Regions from separate parts of the Homo sapiens genome. Here regions 1 and 3 are each linked to region 2. Evidence: chromatin loops called from intact Hi-C (ENCODE). Cell type or tissue: GM12878. All regions are shown on one strand.

Region 1 (8,000 bases), 560 kb before region 2:
GCCTTAAGCAGGGGTTCCCAAACTTCAGTTTCTATAAGAATCATCTGGAGAATTTTTTAACTTTTGTTTGTTTGTTTGTTTGTTTTTTGCTAGACTTCACCCATCCTCATTCTTTGAGAAATTACTTGGCTGGAACAGAAAAGGTAAGTTTTCTCAGCTGCATAGGTAGAGACACGTGTTCTATAATGCTAGATCAAGACCACACTGGACTTGTTCCAGTAAATCAAAGAGAGATGCTTCTGGTTTCAGTTAAGTCATTAGAACAAAAATCTTCCTTCAGAGAGTTTACATTTGCAGTGCTTAGGCTTGTAAAATGAGACACATAAATAAACCCTCCTCCGACCAGCAAAACAAAAGTATTTTTTTCCTCTTCACAGATTGAAGTAGTTCAAGTGAGAGTCTCTGAGTTTTCCTAGGCAATCACCAAAGAACATTAGCCTTTAAAAATAAGCTGATGATTAAATGACTTGCTCCAAGTTATTGGTGGAATATAAAGTTTTTTAGATTGGTTGGTTTTTGTTTTTTGGGGGAGGCAGGGAGAGGAGATGCCATTGTGTAGAAGCAAGCAAACATGGCATTTTGGATTCTGGAAAATAATGTCAAAAGCATAACTAAGAAAGCCCTTTCTTTCCTATAGTTTCAGTTTCATATTAGCCTACCTTTAAAATTGTGTTTTTAAAGTAACGTTAAAGGGGTCATATCTGATTTTTCATAGCCTTTAAAAAAAAAAAAAAAAGAGAGAAGAAAAGTAAAATAAACTCCTGGCATGCTTATAGTTCCATTATCTCCCTAATTACCCTAAATTTTAATATTCTAATTACTCTAAATTTTGGAATGATGCAAATTAAACTGTTACCTAACTTGTTGACCTTGTAGAAAGAGTGGAAAGGGAACAAGAGCTGGATATTTTGATTCCAGAGGCACTGGTTTCATCACGGTTTTAGGCAGGAACCAAAAGTACCGCACATCAAAACAGTAGCTGTTTTCTTCAACCCACACGCGCACACTCAGGTCAAGTATTCTGAACCAAAGGCACAGGTTGACTCTTGAGAGCCGTGGGCCCCTTCACCAGCCTGAGGGGATGACTTGGGAATTTCAAACATCCGGGATTGCCACAGCATTATACCTCATCTAAAGTAGGTCCCTCTTTGTAGGATGAAAAGAAAAGCGCTTTTCTTGCACCTTTCACCAGAGGAAGTGGATTTGGCTCAGCAAAAGGGCAGACTGCCGATGGGACCAGAGGACTCCCAGGCCTAACCTCTACTTCGAGAATGGGAAAACCCTGGCCAGCAGGCCTGATCTAAGAGCTATGTTCAGAAGCACAACAGAGTACAGCCACTTTGGAAAACCATCTGGCAGTTTCTTACAAAACTTACCATGCAATCCAGCAATTGGGTTCTTAAGTATTTACGCAGTGAGTTGAAAACTTATGTCTACACAAAAACATGCACACAGATGTTTATTGAAACTTTATTCATAATTGCCAAACTTAGAAGCAACCAAATGTGGCCGGGTGCAGTGGCTCACGCCTGTAATCCCAACACACTGGGAGGTTGAGATTGGCAGATCATTTGAGATCAGGAGTTTGAGACTAGCCTGGCCAAGGTGGTGAAACCTTGTCTCTACTAAAAATTCAAAAATTAGCCAGGTGTGGTGGCAGGCATCTGTAATCCCAGCTACCCAGGGGGCTGAGGCAGGAAAATCACTTGAACCCGGGAGGTGGAAGTTGCAGTGAGCTGAGATCACGCCACTTCACTCCAGTCTCAGTAAGAGTGAGACTCCATCTCCAAAAAAAGCAGCAGCAACCAAGATGTCCTTTAATGGGTGAATGGATAAACAAACTGTGGCACATCCATTCAATGGGATATTATTCAGTGATAAAAAGAAATGAGCTAGTAAGCCATGGAAAGATATGGAGAAACCTTAAATGCATATTATTACGTTAAAGAAGCCAATCTGAAAAGGCTGTATACTGTATGATTCTAAGTATATAACATTCTAGAAAAGGCAAAACTATAGAAATAGTAAAAAGATCAGCGGCGGCCAGGGGCTGGAGGAGAGGGAAGGATAAATAGGTGGAGCACGGGCTCGGCGCGGTGGCTCACACCTGTAATCCCAGCACTTTAGGAGGCTGAGGTGGGCAGATCACCTGAGGTCAGGAGTTCGAGACCAGCTGGCCAACGTGGAGAAACCCATCTCTACTAAAAATACAAAAAACTAGCCGGGTGTGGTGGCAGGCACCTGTAATTCCAGCTACTTGGGATGCTGAGGCAGGAGAATCGCTTGAACCTGGGAGGCGGAGCTTGCAGTGAGCCGAGATCATGCCATTGCACTCCAGCCTGGGTGACAAGAGCAAAACTCCTGTCTGAAAAAAATAAAATAAAATAAGTGGAGCACAGGGGATTTTTAAGGAATGGAGCTATTTTGTGTGATTCTGTAATGGTGGATATATGACATCACGCATTTTTCAAAACTCAGAATGTTCATCACCAAGTGAACCCTAATGAACCCTAATGCAATCTATGAACTTTAGTTAAAAATCATGTTATCAATATTGGCTCATCAATTGTAGCAAATGTTTCATGCTGATGCAAGATGTTAGTAATAGGGAAAATGGCTGTGTGTGCATATGTGTGGGTAGGCGTGAGAGCATATATGGGAACTCCCTGTACTTTCCACTCAGTTGTTCTGTAAATTTAAAACTGTTCAAAAAAAAATTAAGTTTCCTAATTCAAAAAACACACACAAAACACATGTGAAGGGCCTCTTGCCCTGGCCAGGTCCCCGGGCCCCATTGCAACATTTCGTGGATTTGGCTTAGTTTCCTGATGGTTTGCACCCTGGGTTTTCTGAACTTCAAAGGACCCTGGCTACCTGAGGTGTTCATTCCTACCTGTTGCCTGTCTTGACCATCTTCAAAATCACCTGCAGTGATAGACAAGCTCTGCCCACACCAGGAATGTTTCAGCTTCTCCCACAGGTTTACCCATAGTACCTTGAGCCTTTGTGTCTCTGAGTGACAATTTCCTCATCCATAAAATGGACATAACGACACAATCTGTCTTTACACTTGTTCTCATGCAACCCACCTGTACCAAGTTCCTTCCTTGTGCCAGGCACTGTTCCAGGCACAAGGGCTGCTGCTGTGAAGAAAAGAGACAAAACTCCCTGCCCATGTGGGCTTCTATTCTAGCAAATGGATTAGTAGGAAAACTCATGGAATTTCTAAAATAGTATTTGGCTCATAGCAGGTGCTTGATAAATACCAGCAACTGTAGCGGTGAGCCCACTGCCTCTACTGGGACAAGAGCTATCATTCGGGGCTTGGCAGGAAACACCTGTGCAAACCCTAGAAATGCCATCCCCAGGCAGGCTGCAGCAACTTTATGCCCCAGCAGATGGCAGCAGCTGCAGACACATCCCATGGTGGCCCTGAGCGCCTGCTAAGGGGAGGGAGGAGGGATGGGCTGATGAATGAGAGGCTCAGACTGTTATCCTCTGGATCACAACAAAATCCTGTTCTTTCCTCCTGAAAACAGAGCTCCTTATCTTATCGAGTCATCTCTAGCTTTGTCCTTTCAAAAGCAGCCACTTAACCCCCTGCAGCAGGGAGACAAATCCTTCCCAGCCCTGCAAGTCAGAACTGAGGTTTCAACTGCTGAATTTGAAAGCGGAAACCACCTGAGAATTTAGTGGGTTCAGAGGGTCACAAAGTCAAAGGCCTCTAGGGGCCAGGTAGGGAATGATTGCATGAGCAGGAGGAAAGAGGAGAATTGGCTGAAAGGCTAAAGATGCCTCGCAAAGCTCTTCCTGGCTCCACCGGATCACCCCAAATGCTGGGAGGAGCCAGATATCTGGACTGTGATGTGATGTCACCCCATTTTTTTTTTCTTGAGACAGGGTCTTACTCTGTTGCCGAGGCTGGAGTGCAGTGGCACGATCATGGCTCACTGCAACCTCCGCCTCCCAGGCTCAGGTGATCCTCCCACCTCAGCCTCCAGAGTAGCTGAGAGTACAGGCACATGCCACCATGCCTGGCTAATTTTTGTATTTTTCTTTTTTGTTGTTTTTATAGAGATGAGGGTTCATCATGTTGCCCAAGCTGATCCTGAACTCGTGGGCTCAAGCAATCCACCCACTTCTGCCTCCCAAAGTGTTGGGATTACAGGCGTGAACCACAGCCCCTAACCTGTTGCTCCATTTTCAGAGCACAGTGTTGGCCCAAGAACTTCTCTGACAATTGGATTTGGCCTGAGCTCTTTAAGTTGTGACCCCTGACACTTCACTTGAGCTATTTCCAGATAAATTACACGTCCTGATGGAAGCCCAAAGAGGAGTGTTTATTTGCTGAAGGCCACCCTTTGAGTTGGGCACAGGCCAGAGTTAAACTGAGTTCCCTTTGCTGGTTCTGCTTGTAAAGCTGCAACCCTCTGCCATTAAGTGGGGTGTGTTTATGTGTGTGTCTGAGAAGAAAAGCGAAGTGGTAAAAATATGGAGTGTAGCCTGAGATAACTGCAACTGGTATTATTACTTCTCAACTATAGATAATAACAGCACTAACAATGCTGAACAATTGATTGGGCATAGGTGCCAGGCACTGGGCTGAGAGTACTTTCCATGGATTAACTAATTGCATCCTCGTACCCAGCCCAGGAAGACATTGTCATTATCCCCGTGTCATACAGGTGGAAAGGAGGGCATGGAGTGATCTTCCGAGAATTGCTGAGCTGGAAGTGGTAGGATCTTAATCCTTTTGCTTTGACAAGGGAGTGATCAAAGGAGAGCTCTCTTCCTGGCCTCTTGGCCCAGGGGCCACCCCAGGGAGGAGACTGGAGGGATGGTACCCTGAGATGGGGGTGCTGTAGGAAAGGGTTCACAATCCAGACCCCAAGAGAGGGTTCTTGGATCTTGCCCAAGAAAGAATTCAGGGCGAGTCAGTAAAGTGAAAGCAAGTTTATTAGGAAAGTAAAGGAACAAAAGAATGACTTCTCCATAGATAGAACAGCCCTGAGGGCTGTTGGTTGCCCATTTTTATGGTTATTTCTTGATGATATGCTAAACAAGGGGTGGATTCTTCGTGCCTCCCCTTTTTAGACCCCATAGGGTAAACTTCCTGATGTCGCCATGGCATTTGTAAACTGTCATGGTGCTTGTGGGAGTGTAACAGTGAGGACGACCAGAGGTCACCCTCATCACCATCTTGGTTTTGGTGGGCTTGGGCCGGTTTCTTTACTGCAAAGTGTTTTATCAGCAAGGTCTTTGTGACCTGTATTTTATGCTGACCTCCCATCTCATCCTGAGACTTAGAATGCCTTAACCGTCTGGGAATGCAGCACAGCAGGTTTCGGCCTCATTTTACCCAGCTCCTATTCAAGATGGAGTTGTTCTGGTTCACGCGCCTCTGACAGGGGGAGCCAGGACCCAGGCTTGCTGGGAAGGGGTTTGGAGAGAGCGTTTCCTCCCCACCTGGCCTGCAGGCATCACAGCTGACAACTTTCTACCTCTCTGCATCCTCAGATAACCTTCCTGGGGAAGGTGACAAATGACACAGGAAAGAGAAACAGGCCTAGACCAGGAAAACTGGGAGGAAGGGTAAGAAATTTGCTCTGGCTTCCTGACAGAGACCGACCCCAGATGGGCCCTGGGGACTCCAGTGAGGCAAGGGGGTCCTCTGGGGAGCTTCAGAGCCTGCTAGAAGTGAGTGGAATGCCTGTTGGTTCTGCCAGGACACTGGTGACACAGCATATGGACTAGAAGCAGGAGGGTAAGGGCAGCCAGCACCAAGTCTCTTCCCACCCCTCTCTGCTCAAGATTCTTCCAACGTCCTCTTACAATAACTCGCTCCCCGCTCTCCTGCCTCACATTCAGACATAAACTCAATATTCAGTGCTTTTCTAGTATTTTCTAGCTTGCCAGAACTCTCAGAGTTGTAATGCTGTATCTGGACTCTCCCTTCTCAGTATTTACTAGTTTATCGCTTAGGTAAGTCTCGTAACATCCCCGAGCTCACTTTTCTCATCTGTAAAATGGGATAACAATACTTACTTTACAGGTTACGGTTCTTGTGAATTTTCCCTCCAGGGTAAGATTTGCACTTTAATAGAATTTTTCAATGCCTTAAGTTGAATGAATGATGAATAGAGGGGGCTGCAGCAGAAACCAGGCTGCCAGTGCACATGTGCAGCTTGGAGGTGCTGCGGTGCTGATGCCGAGGAAAACTAGGACACAGAACACGAGACACCGTCATTTGGAATCACTTCTTCTCTCCTTTACCTTCTATACACACACCCCTCAAACCATCAGAGTTAGAGATGCCTTGAGTCAGGACTGTGCTTTTCCTCTCCATATTTCCCGATATGTAAAATGAAATCATAACAACCATCATAGCCATGTCCTAGGGTTGTGATTGTGAGGACTGAATGAGTTAATGCACATAAAACCCTCACCGCAATGCCTAACACCTAGGAAGCACTATATATGGGTTACTTGCATAATTACTGGGTTGGCCTTAAGTCTCAGTTCCTACAAATGTGAGCTATTAGTGAACGTTATTCCTCCTGTTCAAACTTGCATTTGAAGATATACGTGTGTCACATTTCCTGAAATCTTGAAGGTCTCTCAAACGTCATTTACATTTGGATTCAGAGGGAACTATACTTAATCTATGCACTATTGTTAGCATAAAGCAGCTTGCTGCATTGGGAAAGACACAGGGGCAGATGATTCAGAGCTTGCTGACCTTGGAGCTGTGTGACCTTGGACAAGGTGAGAAACAGGAATAATTCATGGAGTCTTTTAAGGGTCAAATGGCATCATGGATGTGAAAGGTAAAAACCTTAAGAAAAGAGTAGAAAGCTCTTATTACTAACACTGCCAAGTGGATTCCTAGGAAGTGGGACGAGGGGATTTTCCCTGCTTCTGCTCCCTAAACTCAGCATCTCATACATCAGTAGATGTGGGTGGGGTGACTGGCCCGGGATAGCACACACGGCTGCTTAAAGCTGGCCCGTGGAGATGTTTTGGCTTAAGGATCACAGCATGGAAGGGAACACATATGGCCTTTTCTTGCTGAGAAAGGAAGATGATAAGCCTTATTCTTGTTCTACCACATCCAGCCACAGTATGGAGCAGTGGGACGCCGGGATATTTTAATGGGAGCAGGGTATCTCTTAGCAACCCGCGTCTTTGCTTCATTCTGTGGAATTCCTGAACCTCTCCGCACTGAAGTTTTCTTATCGGTAGAATGGGGATACCACACATATAGGGTATTGGAAACATTAAATGCAATGATGCTTGTAATTGATGAGCAGAGTACCTTCAATAGCATGTGGGAGCAAATGGTAGCTATGAATCTGGGACAGTGTTGAGCACAGAATGAACGAGAAACCTTTTGTTATAGTACCAAGGCTCAGAAGAGCTTAGTTTGTATTTGGATCTGATTCTTGGGCAAGACACTTACTTAGCATCTCAGTTTCCACAACTATGAAATAACCAAATCAGAATTTCCTAAAATGTTTCTGCAAAATATCTAAAAATAAGGGATGGCCCTTTAGATGTCCCATAAAGAGGATGCTGTGGCCATGAAGTCTGAGGAAAAGCTCCATCATCTCTTGTTCAGAGATTTCCAACAGGGGTGGGCATTACCAGGTCCAGCACAGCTAGCCTGTGCCAGCTCACAAGATTGTTACAGTTTCAGAAATTTTGTGAGCCGGTTTTTAAACACAGCCATCATTAAAAATTAAGTTACATAAACGGACAAATCATATTAAACACAAATATAGTAAAGACTCAAAACTTTTCACTTCCTGTGTTACTACATTTCACTAGTATCTATGCTTTTGAGGACATGATGTTTATTGTATCTGTAGAATGGAAATACTACAGAATGGAGTGCTACTGCGTATCTCTTGTCCACTGTGCATTCAGTGACATCACATCCGTAGCTTGAAATCAGTCATGGCAGGAGTATTATACTCCAGAAGCTGATAAATGCTACAAAT
Region 2 (8,000 bases):
AAAAAAAAAATAGGATTTTTTTTTTTCTTGAGACCAGGTCTTGCTCTGTCATCCAGGCTGGAGTATAGGAGCGCAGTCATAGATGACTGTAGCCTCGAACTCCTGAGATCAAGGGATCCTCCTGACTCAGCCTCCCAAGTAGCTGGGATTACAGGTATGCACCACCATGCCCAACTAATTTTATTTTTGTAAAGACGGGTTCTCACTTTGTTGCCCAGGCCGGTCTCAAACTCCTAACTGTGAGCAAGCAAGCCTTCTGCTTCAGGTTCCCAAAGTGCTGGAATAACAGGCATGAGCCACCACATCACAGCCAGAAATGAGATTTTTTTTTTTTTTAAACATATCTGAAATCCAATCCTAAGTGCTAATAATGCAAGATAGATGATTTTAGAATGCAAAAAGATAAGAGTTTAATTGATATGGTTCCCTAATTTATAAACACTCCTATACTTTGCACAATGTTTTCATCAATTAAGGCATCACCTCAAATGCCAAAAACATGGTTCCTATAAATGCAGACCACTTACTTCTCTTAAGTTCACTTTGAAAATGTCAACATCTAATTTTCTGAACCTCTGGGAATGGGACTCAGCAATGTGTTGAAGAAGTCTTCTTCCAAGTGATTCTGATAACATGCTAAAGTTTGAGAACCAGCACTCTAAACAAATTTAGAACAAAAATATTACATGTGGGTTCTCTTGTATACATAATTATTCTTTAATGGAAGATTTGGGCAAAGTTAATTATGCTATAGATATTAAGAATCCAATGTTTTGGTTCTTCCCAAAATGAAAATAATCCTGAAATAAATCTGGATTTTATCTTTATTTTCTACAAATAGAACTCTAAAACCATTAAGTGTTCATAAAACTTCTCCCCTAGAAGAAGAAATCAAAATGAACTCTATCAACCAACAGGCCAGAATACACGCCTTTAAAAATCAAACTTACTTTGTTTCATATAACACATAGCATAATTCCCACTACCACAGGGAACCATCGTTTTGAAAATTCAGTGAAATATCATTATTAAAGCAAAGCACCTGGAAAACCGTAGTTACTCAAATACGTGAAGTCCAATGAACAAACTGCTCAATAAATAATTCTGAATGGCAGGATGATGGGTGACATTTGTTTATTTGTTTTTCTGTTTTAATCTAGGGACTAGTCAAGTGACAGGAGTTCTGATTCCTGCAGTTCTTCCCGTTTCCCTGAGTTTAAACATCAACTTTCTCTCATTGGCTACGTGGGCCAATAAATTTTTGGCTTTTTTGACTTAAGGTAGTTTGAGCTAGATTCCTAATTATTGCAATCTTGACTATTTCTGTAGCACTTATGATACTAAACCTGTTTAGTTTTGTAAAAGAAGGGCAAGAACAGTTAAACCACATAGCTACACAAGAAATCTGATTTGTTCTTAGAAAGCAGCCACCAGGTTTGTTTTCTCCCTATGACTAACTACCATGTATTGTATGTATTATGAGACCCAATACACCGATGATACTGGCATCATATATCACCCTTAATTTCATTTCTTGTCCCTCTCAAAGGCTGTTAAAGTTTCATCCTAGGTTGTATTTGCTAATGCTCTTAAATTGTAGAGAAAAATATTTTGAATACATTTTAAGAAAGATGCTTTTTTAACATATTCCTTCCACTAGTTTCTTTTCCCAACCACAGGACAATTTAAGTAGATTTCCTAAATTGACAGAGGGAGAAAGGAGGAGAGAAAGTCATATTTAATCCTATTTAAAAACAAAATTTTTACCATTTACCTTGTGATCTCAACTATTCATGATTTCTGAGTAACACAGTAATTTATGTGCATTGCCCTTACTGAGAATTCCTTTTTGGCAGCACAGTCTGTGTCACTCATTGCATGGAACTGAAAATACAGCTAAATAAATGAGTGAAGTGAATGAGTCAAGACTTCAATCTCCAAAGTAATTAATCCAAATTACTCAACAGAAGAGTGGCATACACAATGTACAAAGTATGACTATCAAGGGTACAAGATGCAACTACCAACTTATAGGTATATTAACACGGCAGAACAGATAACATTTCCAACAATACTCAAAATGGTTTTGCCACCATTTTTAAACCGCCATAGATGCCAGTTTACAAACAGGAATGTCGTTGCTAATCACATCTTAACACATCTAACATTCCCCACAACTGGTTTGGTACCACATGACTGATCCCCTGCTTTATTATCAGACTTTCCAGTATGACTACTGGCCACTGAAATCACCGATGGGCAACAGCAAATAGAAAGAATTGTCACAGTTATTTAGGGAAGTGTGTCAATGCTCTGAAGCTCAAAACCACTCCAGAAGTACTTTAAATGCACTGCCTACAGCCTCCAAGGCTACAGTTCTGTGTGTAACTTCTAGTACTTTTTTTTTAGAGGGGGTGTGGGGCGGGGAGTAGGGAACTATAACAGAAAAACAGGAATACTAGTTTAAAGGGCCCACTTCATAAAGACAACTTTCCCCTAATCCAGTAACATTCAACACACAAGATGAAAGCCCCAAGATTTTGAAAAAACAGTTATTTATTAGAACTCTTAACTGGAACTCCTTCTCCCAGGCTTCATTTATTCTGTATACATTTACTCAACCCCTACCAAATGCCAGGCACTGTAACAAACACAGCAAACTAAAGCCATGAAACAAAAAGGTCTTGCCCTCAAAAAAGGTGACAACCTAAAAGAGACAGATTGGAAATCAAATTAAAAATACAGTCTATGTGTTATGACAGAGGTATGAATGACTGGAGGGGAACGGAAAGGCTTCCTGAGACACAAGTCTCAGACAAACAGGAGTCAGCCTGGACAAAAGGAAGAAGCATTTCAGAAGAAGACACAAAGGAAAAGCATATGAAGGTAAGGTTAAGGAAGTGAGATATCATGGTCCACGGTTGGAAAACACCAAGCAGTTTGGCATAACACACACAAACGCTGTGTATGGAGGGCAGACGGAGCGATGATAGGCTGCTTCCAGAAATTCTAAAGAATGACACAGAAAAGGACCAAATCACAAGCCCCTTGTTGATACTCAGGATTGGATTTTATCCAAAAGGCAATGAGAATCAGGAGATCATTTTAAGCAGGAATGGGACATAATCTACTTGGGATTTTAGAAAACACTCTGATAGATGAATTCAGCTTTTCACCCTGTGGGATCTGAATTGCCTTTAAGTTGTTCAAGTAGAGATGCCAGGAAGCAGCTGGATTTGTTTGTCCTGTGTTCGTGTGCATGGGAGTGGTGATGCAGGTTAACAAATAGTATCTGGGAATCACCAGCTCCTGAGGAGATGTGGAAAGGTGTGGACATCATCACCTAAAGATAGTGAAAGGGAGGGGGGCAAACAACTATTAATAAGTAACTTGTATCAACCTATACAACAAACCTTATATCCAAGAATCATAAGGCCCAGTTTAGATCCCAGATTCAGCGAGGATTTTCCTGAGGAAGCCCCAGAGAATGACTATCTCTAACTTCTAAAAAGCACTTGTGGTCTCTATTATGTACTTGCTCATACCATGGCGTTCACATCACTGGGTACTTCACTGGCTTTCTTCTTATGGTCTTATCTGTCAACAAGTCTGCTAAGTTCCTTGAAAGCAGGAATTTTCCCATTTATTCAACCAATGCCTCAAAAGAGAAATGACTGATAAACAATACTATTGATGAGAGGCAAGAGCTGACTCCTTTTACGTCCTCTAAAAAAGCTGCACACACCGGGTTTCATTCCTTTTGCATAATGATGCCTGGAGGAAACAGCTGTTCAAGTATGTGGGTAATAAACACAGGGTGAAGACAGGTCCTCTCTCTAGAACGTGTAAGGAAGGGTCTGCATGCAGAGTTGAATGTCAAAGATATTCTCAGGATAAGACAGACTGGTAAAATAAGCAAGAACTGCACACAACAACATGGATGAATCCTGCACACCTAACCATGAGTGAAACAAGCCAGATTCAGAAGTATATGCATGTACCATGGTGCATACACTGTGGCTACTAAGCAAAGTGGTACATACAGTATGTATGCTTCTGAGTCTGGCTTGTTTCACTCACTGTGGAGTATACTGTATATAGGCAGTGGTACATACAGTATTTACTGTGTACTGTATACATAGTATACTCCACTCACATAAATTTCAAAAACAAGCACAACTGATCTCTAGTATTAAAAGACAGGAATGGGGTGGGAGAAGTGGCCCACAGGGGACAGTGCACAAGGGGCTTCCGGTAATGTTCTAGTAATGTTCTCTTTAAGAATCTAGGTGCAAGCCAGCACAGTGGCTCATGCCTATAATACCAACTCTCTGGGAGGCTGAGGCGGGAGGATCGCTTGAGCCCAGAAATAAGACACTAGCCTAGGCAACATAGGGAGACCGTGTCTCACAAAAAGAAAAAAAAAAAGCCCTTAAAAATGTGCCAGGCATGATGGCACATGTCTATGGTCCCAACTACTCAGGAGGCTGAGGTGAGAGTATCACCTGGGCCTCAAAGTAGGGGCTACAGTGAGCTGTGATTACACCACCACACTCTAGCCTGGGCAACAGAGCCAGATACCTGTCTCAAAAAAAAAAAAAAAATCAATCTGGGTGCTAGTGGCAAAGATATGCTCATTCTGCAAAACTTTATCAAATCCTTATACTTACGATTTGTGCACTTCTATGTATGCGACCGTTGAAAAAGTTTGTATCTATAGGTAAAAAGGGAAGTGGGAGTACTAGTTATGAAAAGTAACACAGAAGATGCCACAAAGAGAAAAAGCATGGGTGATGAGGCAAAAGAGAAAAGAAGTGCCAGAAAGACTGCAGAATGTGTTAGCTCAAGTCATTTAGGACACGAGAGACCTACTATTTACTCAAAGTCCTAATGAACCAAATTAGTTCTGATAACTATTTTGGTAAACTACAGCTACTTGAGAAAGTTTTTCTTAATCCTGGAATTTTCTTCAGCACCTACTGAAATACACAACAAATATATGCCACATGAATAAATAATATGTAAGTGAATCCATTCATAATCTCCCACCCTAATGACTAACAATACTAGTAAATTAGCTGGCCTAGGTTTAGTCTACAACATGGAACTAAGTTTATAAGTTTAGCAGCCTATGCACAAGGGCTCCAAATCTAAAAGCTGTCTGTCCCCCAACCAAATGAGCTAAATGGCACAGGTAAACCTACATAAGAATTATCCCCGGCTCCAAAAGGAAGTAGCATTACTTTTTCCTAAAAAATTAAATGCATTATCTCAACATTGTCTATAAAGCAGTCACTCCACCCAGTTCTCATCACTCTGTAGTTCCTTACCCTTCTCTAAATTCTTCGTAGCACTTGTCGCCAGCTGAAATTGTTATTTTTCTGTTAGTTTATTTTCTCTTCCTTTCCATAGTATTTTAAGCTCCGTAAGAACAGGGACCTGGTCTGTCTTTATACCACTGTACACCAAGAGCGCAAATGGCTGTGTGCTCAATAAAAACTTGTCAAATGACCACAACTACCCAGGTAATTTACTTTAAGGTCACCAAGTACACATAAGATCAAGTCACCACCAATAAATCAGTAAGTCCAATGAAACAGTAAACACAAAATAAATTATTACTCTGTTCCTGGGTAAAATGATCTTAAATTGTACCAGCTTTCAGCTTGGAAGGTTTGATAAAAGTTTGATTTGGAAGACAGGTAATTTTTATATATTTTTATGGAGAATTTTTATGAAAGACAAACACTACAACAAAAACAATGTCATGAAAGGAGCAAAACCACTGCTGTGGATTACCAGGAAACATGAGTAAGAGGCTTGGGCTTTGCCCAGTGTAGGTACCTTATCTTATTTCTGGGAGTTTTTCTACCTAAAAAGCATCACACGATGATGCCTTTTTGAAGCTTCCAGCAAAGATCATAGCTATGTTGTGTTTTTCCATAAAACTTCTACTAAAGTACTTCATGACAATTCAAGAGATTTTTGGTTGTCAGGGTATCTAAATTTAAGGGGGGAATGGATAGTTCAAAGCTACAACTGCAAAAAACTGGTAAATTCTCAAACAAGAGAAACGTATTACACACAAAACAGCTGCTTCTTCAACACTTCCAATTCAATATCCTGAATACCAAATTTTTTCAAAGATAATTATTTCTACACAATTTTATTCTACACCTAAAGTAATTTCCTCACTCATACTTGTGTATAAAAGCTCCAAAAACAGTCAGCTTTTCAGAGGGGCAGTATTCAAATAAACATGGATGAAATAAAACATGATCTCAACACAGCGATACATTTCTGGAGCTGAAGACCAGAAAGTTCTAAACCTATGGTAATTAGCCAAAGTAAAAATTTTCCAATTTTGCAAATGAATGTGATTAAGCAGTAGCTGAAAGTAAAAATGCAGGACTACTATCAAGGGAACACTAATCAACAACTATATTCAGCAATGTCTTGGTAATTTTTATTTTACAATTAAGGTAACATTGAATGCAGAGAAATAACAAGACAAGAAAAGTAAAATTAAATCACCAAGTCTAGGAAGCTACTCTGCCCAATCTTGAGAAATGCAACTTAACAAAACAACAGTTAGGGGCTGGGCAAATCCCAGCACTTTGGGAGGCCAATGGAGGAGGATCCCTTGAGGCCAGGAATTCAAGACCAACCTGAGCAACATAGCAAGACCTTGTCTCTTCATTTAAAAAAAAAAAAAAAAAACCACCACCACAACAAAAAAAACATCAGCTGGAAGTGTAGGAAGGTGGAAAATACAAAGAAAAAAAAAACACACACAGTTGGGTACATTCATGCATTTGTAGTTTTTTTCTTCTACTTTTAAAAGCCGGTATCCTCTTTCTTGAGACTGGCAAAGCAGGATGGGAAATACTACTTTACCACTTAAGAAAGGGATAGTGTTTCTCCCCCAGCCACTTGCCACCTTACACACACATTCTAACATGCACTTTTATTTTCTACCTTGAAAGGCTCAGGGTACATCAGCATGGTAGGGAAGCAACCTGTTGCCCATGACTTCTCCATTCTGTTCTGTTAGACTTACAGAACGGATATAACGAAACCATTTGACATGATGGAAATGTTCTAAAACTGGGTTGCCGTGATGGCTGCACAACTCTTTAAAATGACTAGAAATCACTGATTTGCAGACTTACAATGGGTGTTATAAGTAAATTATCACTCACTCCTGCAAGGCAGAAAGATCACTTGAGGTTAGGAGTTCAAGACCAGCCTGGTCAACAGGGCGAAACCTTGTCTCTACAAAAATTACAAAACTTTGCCGGATGTGATGGTGCACACCCGTAGTCCCAGCTACTCAGGAGGTTCAGGTGGAAGAATCGCTTGAGCCACGGAGGTTGAGGCTGTAGTGAGCCATGAGCATGCCACTGCACTCCAGCCTGGGTGACAGAGAAAGACCCTGTCTCCAAACAAAAGGATATATATATAACCAGAAAAGGCACAAAGAGTGGACAGTCTAGTTAGAAAAACAAGTTTATCAAAAAACCAAAGACACCCAACACATACTGATAATACATCTAAAATATAGATCTCTCCTGCTGCCCCTGAACCTCCACACAGCCTAGGCCACCTTCTTCCCTTAACAGATTCCTTAAGACCATCTCACCTTTCATTCTGCTCTATTGCTGCTCCAAAAAGAAAAAAAAGACCTCATTCTCAATCACCTTAACAATTCCACCTGCAGAACTAAAAATATCTGACGTACATGGTAATAGTGAAAAGGTGACAGGTGATTTTTTAATTCTCCTTGTCCAAAAGAAGTGGAGAAGAAGGAATCCTTCTAACTGATTCCCTAAGCCAGACCCCTGCTTCCGTACAGCCTTTATAATTGGAATTATGGTCATTCCCATACACGGCTTATCAACATTTTAACACTCCCCTCTCCTCTCTCCAATCCCTTCAGCAGCATCTTTCATATCCTACGAATTTAATAAGTGTTCTTCAGACGAATGGCAGTATTTTCC
Region 3 (8,000 bases), 320 kb after region 2:
GTAAACATGCTGACATGGTTTCTATGTTTCCCTGACTCCAAAGATTAAATGAACATACAAAACATTGAGTGGCTTTGAGACAAACTGGATGACGGTGAGTTTACAAGATAAATTCATTTGTAAAAGTATAGTCCATCCCATAATATCAGGAAAATGAGGCTTCATTTCAGTGGAGCTGATGGTACAATGGGAAATACCGAACAAAGATGGTATTTTAATCTGGGTGCCTGCATGTACCTGAAATGCTATTTCTCAAAGTACTCAGCACAATAATGAGATTGTGCAGGGATTGCCCCCCACCCCCCACAACCCCTGCTGCCTCTTCACATGTGTAATCAGGCCACAGAAGCACCACTGCAGTGTCCAAGGGTGAGCGGGAGGCACAGTGCGGTGAGTGGGACAAGGGCAGTCACCATCGTTGATGGGTAGCTTTCTCTTAGCCCTGGGTTTCAGTGCCAGAACTTCCAGAGCGCTTAGAGAAAGGGAGGGGTTTAGGGTAAAGAGGAAAACCAAGGTGAGATCCACTAGAGTCAGTTAATGATTCACCAAAGCATTATAACCCCTGGCTAATCTTTTATCAGTCTGAGGCATTTTTAAAAGCATAGCTATGGAATATGACGGCTGCAACATAATTTGCATTTATACCCAAGACAGTTGTAGATAATGTCCACCATATATTTTGAAACCTTGACTACCAGTGGTAAAGGATTCAGTCTGAGCTGCTGCAAAGTTCAGTCAAAGAACTAGTACACCACTCTGTTTCTCCATGAAGGGGAGTTCTCTCTGGGTAGTGACACACAACTTAAGAAATAAAGAGTAATAAATTTGGGAAAGTGGATACTGCCTCTAACTCTAATACTAGAAATAAAAAATATAAAATAAAAGCTTTTACTTTACTGACTATATATCTCATTTTAATTGTCATGACAAATACTTCTCAACAATATACAAAGGATGATGCTCCACTAACATCACTGCACTTGCTCCATTAACCACCTTGTGAATCAGTGCCATTGTTATCCCTACATTACAGATGAGGGAACTAGAGCTTGCAGGGGTAGGAGAGCCGCTGAGGTTCACTCAGCCAACAAGGGGCGGTCACGACTGGAAACCCAAGCCTCAAAACTCCAGCCCTCTTCCCGTTCCACCAAAGGGCCTCCCATGAATATACAGGCTCTGCAAAGTGTTCTTCTCTTCTTTTTCTTCTTCTTTTTTTTTTTTTTGAGATGGATTTTCACTCTCGTTGCCCAGGCTGGAGTGCAACAGCACGATCTCGGCTCACCACAACCTTCACTTCCTGGGTTCAAGAGATTCTCCTGCCTCCGCCTCCCGAGTAGCTGGAATTACAGACATGAGCCACCATGCCCGACTAATTTTATATTTTTAGTAGAGACAGGGTTTTTCCATGTTGGTCAGGCTGGTCTTGAACTCCCGACCTCAGGTGATCTGCCCGCCTAGGCCTTCCAAAGTGCTGGGATTACAGGCATGAGCCACTGCACCTGGCCAAAGTGTCCTTTCTTAAGGCCACATTCTTTACTTCTTCCTAACTTGAGCTCCACTCAGCATCTTCCAACTGAGCAAGTTCTGACTTGCACAAAGCCCAGAATCCTCCAAAGGAACTGTGACTAATATATTTAGCTTAACAATGTTAAATGAAGTATACATATAAGCATCATCTATGGAGGTTTAGAAAACAAGGGTAAAATTTGAATCATTTTTGTGAATATTGCTGAATATATTAAACATGCCAATTCTCAAGTTGATATTATTTGGATCTTTGTTATTGTCTACTATACAGATATTGTGTCCTGTCTTTTATAACAGTAGAAATGTGGAATTCCAAAGCTCCTCCCCTAGAATCCTGGCTCTTCTCAGAAAGCATACCCCACACACAGGGGGACTGAAAGTAACAAGTGTAACAGGCAGAAAAGTGGTGAAGCTGAGTCCAGGGGCCCAAACAGGAACTCCTGCCTGTAACCAGCTGATGCGAACTTTTATCCTTCAGGAAAAAGTTTTTCACTTTCGGCATTATATTATGTTTAAAATTACCAGGTTATACAATAAGTTGATGGATGGATGGATGGATGGATAGATGGATAGATGGATGGATGGATGGATGGATGGATAGATGGATGGATGATAGATAGATAGACAGATAAATTGATTTTTGATCCTTTGCCAAGCTTCATTTCTATTTTATTATCCCACCTTTAATACCTCAAGCTGGCTAGCTTCCTAAATTAATACTAAAGTTCTGAAAGAAACTTTAATAAAAGAAACATTCTGAACTCTCTCCCATTCTTAAAGAATGCTAGGATAAAAACTGATTAAAATTTCAAAATAGCATTGGTGTAGAATGTGCCCCAGTAGTCTGAGGAATTAAAGTTGGGTTTGTTTTTATTCAATTACTTAGCACAGATAACCTAGCAATCACTGTTCACAAAAAGGGAAATTATTCCTGTAGGGAAAAAAAATTAAGCCATGAAAGAGTAGCTGTTTTGTTTTTTTCAACCACTAGTACAATTAGAGTTGGTTCTAATCTGCCACTCCTTGTCAATTACACAATCTACTTTTGTAACAGACTTACCTTTTCAGAAAGCAGCTCACTTAAGGTAGGTAGTAGTTTTTCTCTGTCGTACTCAAAACTGACTAGGCTAGTTCATGTCCAAAAGCTTGGTCAAATGGCATTATTAGATAACCACTCTTACAAACATCAGGTACTATTTATTTCTTTATTTAGAGACAGGTTCTCGCTTTATTGCCTGGGCTCTGGAGTGCAGTGGTGCAATCAGCGCTCCCTGTAGCTTTGACCTCCTGGGCAAAAGTGATCCTCCCACCTCAGCCTCCTGAGTAGCTGGGACTACAGGCACATGCCACCACACCCAGCTAATTTTTATATTTTTTGTAAAGACAGGTTCTCCCTATGTTGCCCAGGCTGGTCTCCAACTCCTGGGCTCAAGTGATCCTCCCACCTTGGCTTTCCCAGAGTTCTGTGATTACAGGCATGAGCGGCAGCCCTGGGCATGGTACATTTTGATACTCTCAACAAACACATAGGCTGAGTTACTAGTTATAGTATATGTTTTTTGTTTGTCTGGTTAGGTTTTTCTTGAGACAGACTCTCACTCTGCCTTCCAGTCTGGAGTGTGGAGTGCAGTGGAGCGATCTCAGCTCACTGCAACCTCCACCTCCCTGGTTCAAGTGATTCTCCTGCATCAGCCTCCCGAGTAGCTGGGATTACAGGCATGCGCCACCACGCCCGGCTAATTTTTGTTATTTTTAGTAGAGATGGGGTTTTGCCATGTTGGCCAGGCTGGTCTCAAACTCCTGACCTCACAGTGATCCACCCACCTTGGTCTCTCAAAGTGCTGGGGATTACAGGAGTAAGCCACCATGCCTGGCTAGTTACATGTTTTATATCTAAGTGAGGATCACCTACCTGTTAAGAATATATTTATTATAGAATGAAGAGACGCTGCATTTAAAAGAGACAATTGGATACCACTGCTGTCATATTTTAATAAAACCACACTCAAAATAGATTTTTCTTAGAAAGTTACTGGAAATGTAATCCTACAATGTAACTTAAAAAAGACCTTTCATTCTTTCTGCATATGTGAAATAATATCCTATTTGGAGAATTTCTCTTTAAAGACTGCAGACAAGTTATGCTACATGTAACTACCACGAAAGAGTAATTGCAACAGCAGAAAGTACTTGCCTTTACTATGGCTAAGCTGATACAAAATTTCCTCAATTATTTTACATTTGGTGACTGTAGGAGGGGGAAAGCCTCCGCAGCCTTATGAAGCAACCAAAACAAAATGCAAAAGGAGCCTGAAATGTAGGGGCAGGGGGAACTGGGTATAAATGGAAAGCATACATCCTGTTTTTTTGCTGTAGAGTTTTGTCTCAAACTATCAATCAACTTTTCACCACTTCCTGCAATAGCAGGTCTACTATAAATCTCAGAGTAACCGACTAGGTTTCATTTCCTCTGCCCAAACCTAGAAGCCTGCCAGGCATGACATACTGAGACTAGAGCCCACAATTGATCACAGAGGACAAGACTCCAGTGAGGCAATTCCAGACAGTTCAAACTGGATGCTTACTGGCTAACTCGGCCTTTTAATTTCATAGCATACAAAACACACAATCTCAGGTTCTATCTGGGACCAAACAGTAGATCAAATTTCTTCTCTTTCCTTTTTTTTTTTTTTTTTTGAAAGATGGGGTCTCACTGCATTGCCCAGGCTGGAGACCAGTAGTCAAAGGAGCAGTAATACCACAATACAATGTTGAACTACTGGCCTCAGCAGCCCTCCTGCCTCAGCTTCCCAAGTAGGTGGAACTACGGGTACGTGCCACTGAGCCCGGCTTCAACTTTCTGAAGGGCATTTACTGCACATCAATGGTAGACTGGATAAAGAAAATGTGGTACATATACACCATGGAATACCATGCAGCCATAAAAGGAACAGGATCATGTCCTTTGTAGCAACATGGATGGAGCTGGAGGCCATTTTCCTTAGCAAACTAATGCAGGAACAGAAAACCAATTACCGCATGTTGTCACTTGTAAGTGGGAGCTAAATGATAAGAACACATGGACACATAGAGGGGAACAACACACACCAGGGCCTATCAGAGGGTGGAGGATAGGTAGAGGGAGATGATCAGGAAAAACAACTAATAAGTACTAGGCTTAATACCTGGGTGGTGAAAATAATCTGTACATCAAACTCCCATGACACAAGTTTACCTATATAACAAACCTGCACGTGTCCCTGAACTTAAAAGTTAAATTTTTTTAAAAGGGCTTTTATGATAATGACATATCATAATTCCTCTCTATTGAAAAGAACCAGTTCCATACTTTAGGTTCCTTGGCCCAAAACACATGTATGTAGCCTGATCTAAAGGTAATGCACTGGCTTTAAGTAGAAGTTGCTGGTGAAATTCCTATCTTGAATCTGAGAGCCGCCAAGAAAAACAAATACCAATGGATGCACAGAGGAACCTGAAGCTGTCTCTTCTTATTCTATAACAGTGAGAAGCACTTCCAGCGCAGCCATTAACAAAAACATTCAATCTCTAAGAACAAGAAACGACTAACTTAACACAAGGAAGGCTGCAAGCTAAAGAGTTATTTAAACCATATCTAGTTTGGGCCAATAACACAACTTCTCATACAAATTTCAACTGGTTTTTATGCCATTTCGTGGGCATAGGCTCTGAGAAACATCATCTAGTCCATGGATCAGCAGAATCATTTTCTGAAAACTCCCTGTATTAGTTTCCTAAGGCTGCCATAACAAACCACCAAAAACTGGTAGCAGAAAACAAAATATATAAATTTATTTTTCACAGCTCCTGAGGCTACTATTTTTTCTTTTTTTTTTTTTTTTTTCCGAGATGGAGTCTCATTCTATTGCCCAAGCTGGAATGCAATGGCACGATCTCGGCTCACTGCAACCTCCACCTCCTGGGTTCAAGCAGTTCTCCTGCCTCAGCCTCCTGAGTAGCTGGGATTACAGGCACTCACCACCACGCCCGGCTAATTTTTGTATTTTGGTAGAGACAGGGTTTCACCATGTTGGCCAGGCTGGTCTCAAACTCCTGACCTCATGATCTGCCTGCCTTGGCCTTCCAAAGAGCTGGGATTACAGGCGTGAGCCACCGCACCTGGCCAAGGCTACTATTAATAGTCCAGAATTAAGGAGTCAGCAGGTTTGGCTCCTTCTCAGGGCAGAATCCCTTCCATGCCCTTCTCTTAGCTTTTGGTGTTGCTGGCAATCCTTGGAGTTCCTTGGCTTGTAAATGCATCACTCCAAGCTCTGCCTCTGTTGTTCAGGGTGTTCTCCCTATGTGTTTGTGACTTCACATGGCCATCTTCACTCTGTTTGTGTCTTAGTGTCTCTTCTTTTCTTATGAGGTTACCAGTTATGGTGGATTAAAGGCCCACCCTACTCTAGCATGACCTCATCTTAACTAATTACATATGCAATGACTCTATTTCTAAATAAGGTCACATTGTGAGGTTCTGCAAGGACATGAAGTTTGGAGGGACATCACAGGGCATCACTATAACACAGTACACCCTGTAGAGCTGAAATCAATAGTGGAGATGCTCATTAATAGAGGATAATAGACCAGAAAAAAGTAAATCAACTTAAAATGGAGACCAAAATTTAATAGTAAATAATGATGATAAGGTTAAAACTTCACCTTGAGGCTGGAGGCAGCAGCTCACACCTGTAATCCCAGCACTTTGGGAGGCCAAGGTGGGCGGATCACTTGAGGTCAGGAGTTCGAGACCAGCCTGGCCAACATGGGGAAATCCTGTCTCTACTAAAAATATAAAAATTAGCCGGGTGTGGTAGCAGGTGCCTGTAATCCCAGCTACTCAGGAGGCTGAGGCAGGAGAATCACTTGTACCTGGGAGGCGGAGGTTGTAGTGAGCAGAGACTGCAGCACTACACTCCAGCCTCAGCAACAGAGGGAGACTCTTGTGTCAAAAAAACAACAACAAAAACCAAATACTTCACCTTGAAACAAAACTACAAACTACAAAAATAAATTGATGAAATATTTAACAATGTTAACAATATGTAGGTTAAAACTGCAACCATGTACTAATTCTCAAAAACAGCAAAGAATGAACCAAATATTAATTGTATTTGTAATTGTTCTAACAAAATTATATTACAGCACCATCTAACATTCATCACTTCATGTTGGTCTTTTTGTAGCAGAATCAGAGAAGGTAATTCTTACAGAAAAAAATCAAGGGTATCATCAGTTTCCTCAAGGGCCTCTCAATCATGTGATGCTCAAATCAATCTTTTAATCAATCCTTTAATATTCAAAATAAGGACTTTCCACTAATTTCACTATTATTGTAGAGTTTTCTTCTTCAATTGTTTACTATGGTGAGTGGTTCCATGTGGTTCAAGCACATCCCCCATATCACTTCCAATGTTTTCGTGAAATCCTTGATCTTTTGGTTGACTTGCAATTTATTTGCACTGTACAATATCAATGATCAACAGTAAGTCAAACAATAAAAATACTGGCAAGATGGATGGGAAAGATGCTGGGAAGGAAATGATATACTAGAATGTGGATGAAATTTATTAAGAGGCTTGCTCATTAGTGAATTTTTGTGAGGTTTGACTACCATCGCGTTTCTTTGTAACTTTCTAAGTGCAGAAACTCAATGAATATTCAGAAAGGACTTCCTGCATGACACATATAAGTGGCTATGCTAGAGAGATCCACTGAAATTTCATTCTTTAAGGGAGCACAGAAGTCATCTACTCCAATTCTTCCACTTTATAAACGTAGTTGACATGACTGGGTACTTTGATGCAGCTTGAAAGTTTGTGTGACTTAAACTGGAAGAGTTGCTACAAGATATTAATCCCAAAGTTCCAAGCTTAAAGGGCTCTTCTCTCTCATCTGCTCTCTTTCAACTGCTTACAGGGTAGTTGTTATGAGAGTAATATAAATTATTTAATCTTTGAAAATGACTGTTGAAAACTTCAATGCTACTTAATTCCTATGGAGAAGTCAGCTTGACTGTGATGTACTAAGCTTAGGAAAAATACAATGTGGAGCTAGAAAATAATCAGTATCAAATCATTCCTTAAGGAAATGACAGTGACCACTTTCCAAAAGTCCCTGGCAGAAAATAACTCTGTCTTCTTGAAATATTACAAAATATATCAAGGTTTTAAAAATCACAAAATAGACCTTCATATCCTTTTATGAAAAGCCAATTGTAGGTTTCTTATAATTAGATCGATAAAAGCTCTCAAGACGATTCCAACGATTCAACAACTATGCCACTTTTCAAAAAAGTTTATGAGCTCTAGTCCTTAGTGCTTTAGTAGAGAATACAAATATTCATGAACGCATTAATATATATCTGACACAGACTACAGATCCCAAGAAGGTGGGGGAAATAAAATTTTTATTTTTACTTATTTTTAAAATTT

The links. A loop is a pair of places that touch in the nucleus more often than their neighbours do. Peaks named below come from ENCODE experiments on the same cell type or tissue, not always from the same donor. Only the 100,000 strongest peaks of a DNase experiment are listed, where the experiment ranks them.
Region 1: a loop joins it to region 2, with 2.3 times the contacts of the local background. A loop is called at or near these places in 8 of 110 quality-filtered maps.
Region 3: it touches region 2 in a loop (2.0-fold over the local background); 7 of 110 quality-filtered maps call a loop at or near these places.

Annotation. Positions count from the first base shown.
Region 1 is chr3:71,872,177-71,880,176 of GRCh38, forward strand. No RefSeq gene overlaps it. Among named protein-coding and RNA genes, the nearest start is that of PROK2, 91 kb to the left of the region's middle. RefSeq lists enhancers at 782-1,318, 3,264-4,195, 5,126-6,057. In GM12878, a CTCF peak has its summit at 3,403 (motif pointing right); a DNase peak (open chromatin) is centred at 3,415; H3K27ac peaks cover 439 bases.
Region 2 is chr3:72,435,950-72,443,949 of GRCh38, forward strand. The region is part of intron 1 of RYBP (RING1 and YY1 binding protein); the gene reads right to left. Among named protein-coding and RNA genes, the nearest start is that of RYBP, 6.7 kb to the right of the region's middle. RefSeq lists an enhancer at 4,409-4,508. In GM12878, no CTCF peak of the experiment used is centred here; DNase peaks (open chromatin) are centred at 3,795 and 4,744; H3K4me3 peaks cover 786 bases.
Region 3 is chr3:72,753,176-72,761,175 of GRCh38, forward strand. All of the region lies in intron 10 of SHQ1 (SHQ1, H/ACA ribonucleoprotein assembly factor), which reads right to left. Among named protein-coding and RNA genes, the nearest start is that of SHQ1, 91 kb to the right of the region's middle. In GM12878, no CTCF peak of the experiment used is centred here; a DNase peak (open chromatin) is centred at 3,966; H3K27ac peaks cover 404 bases.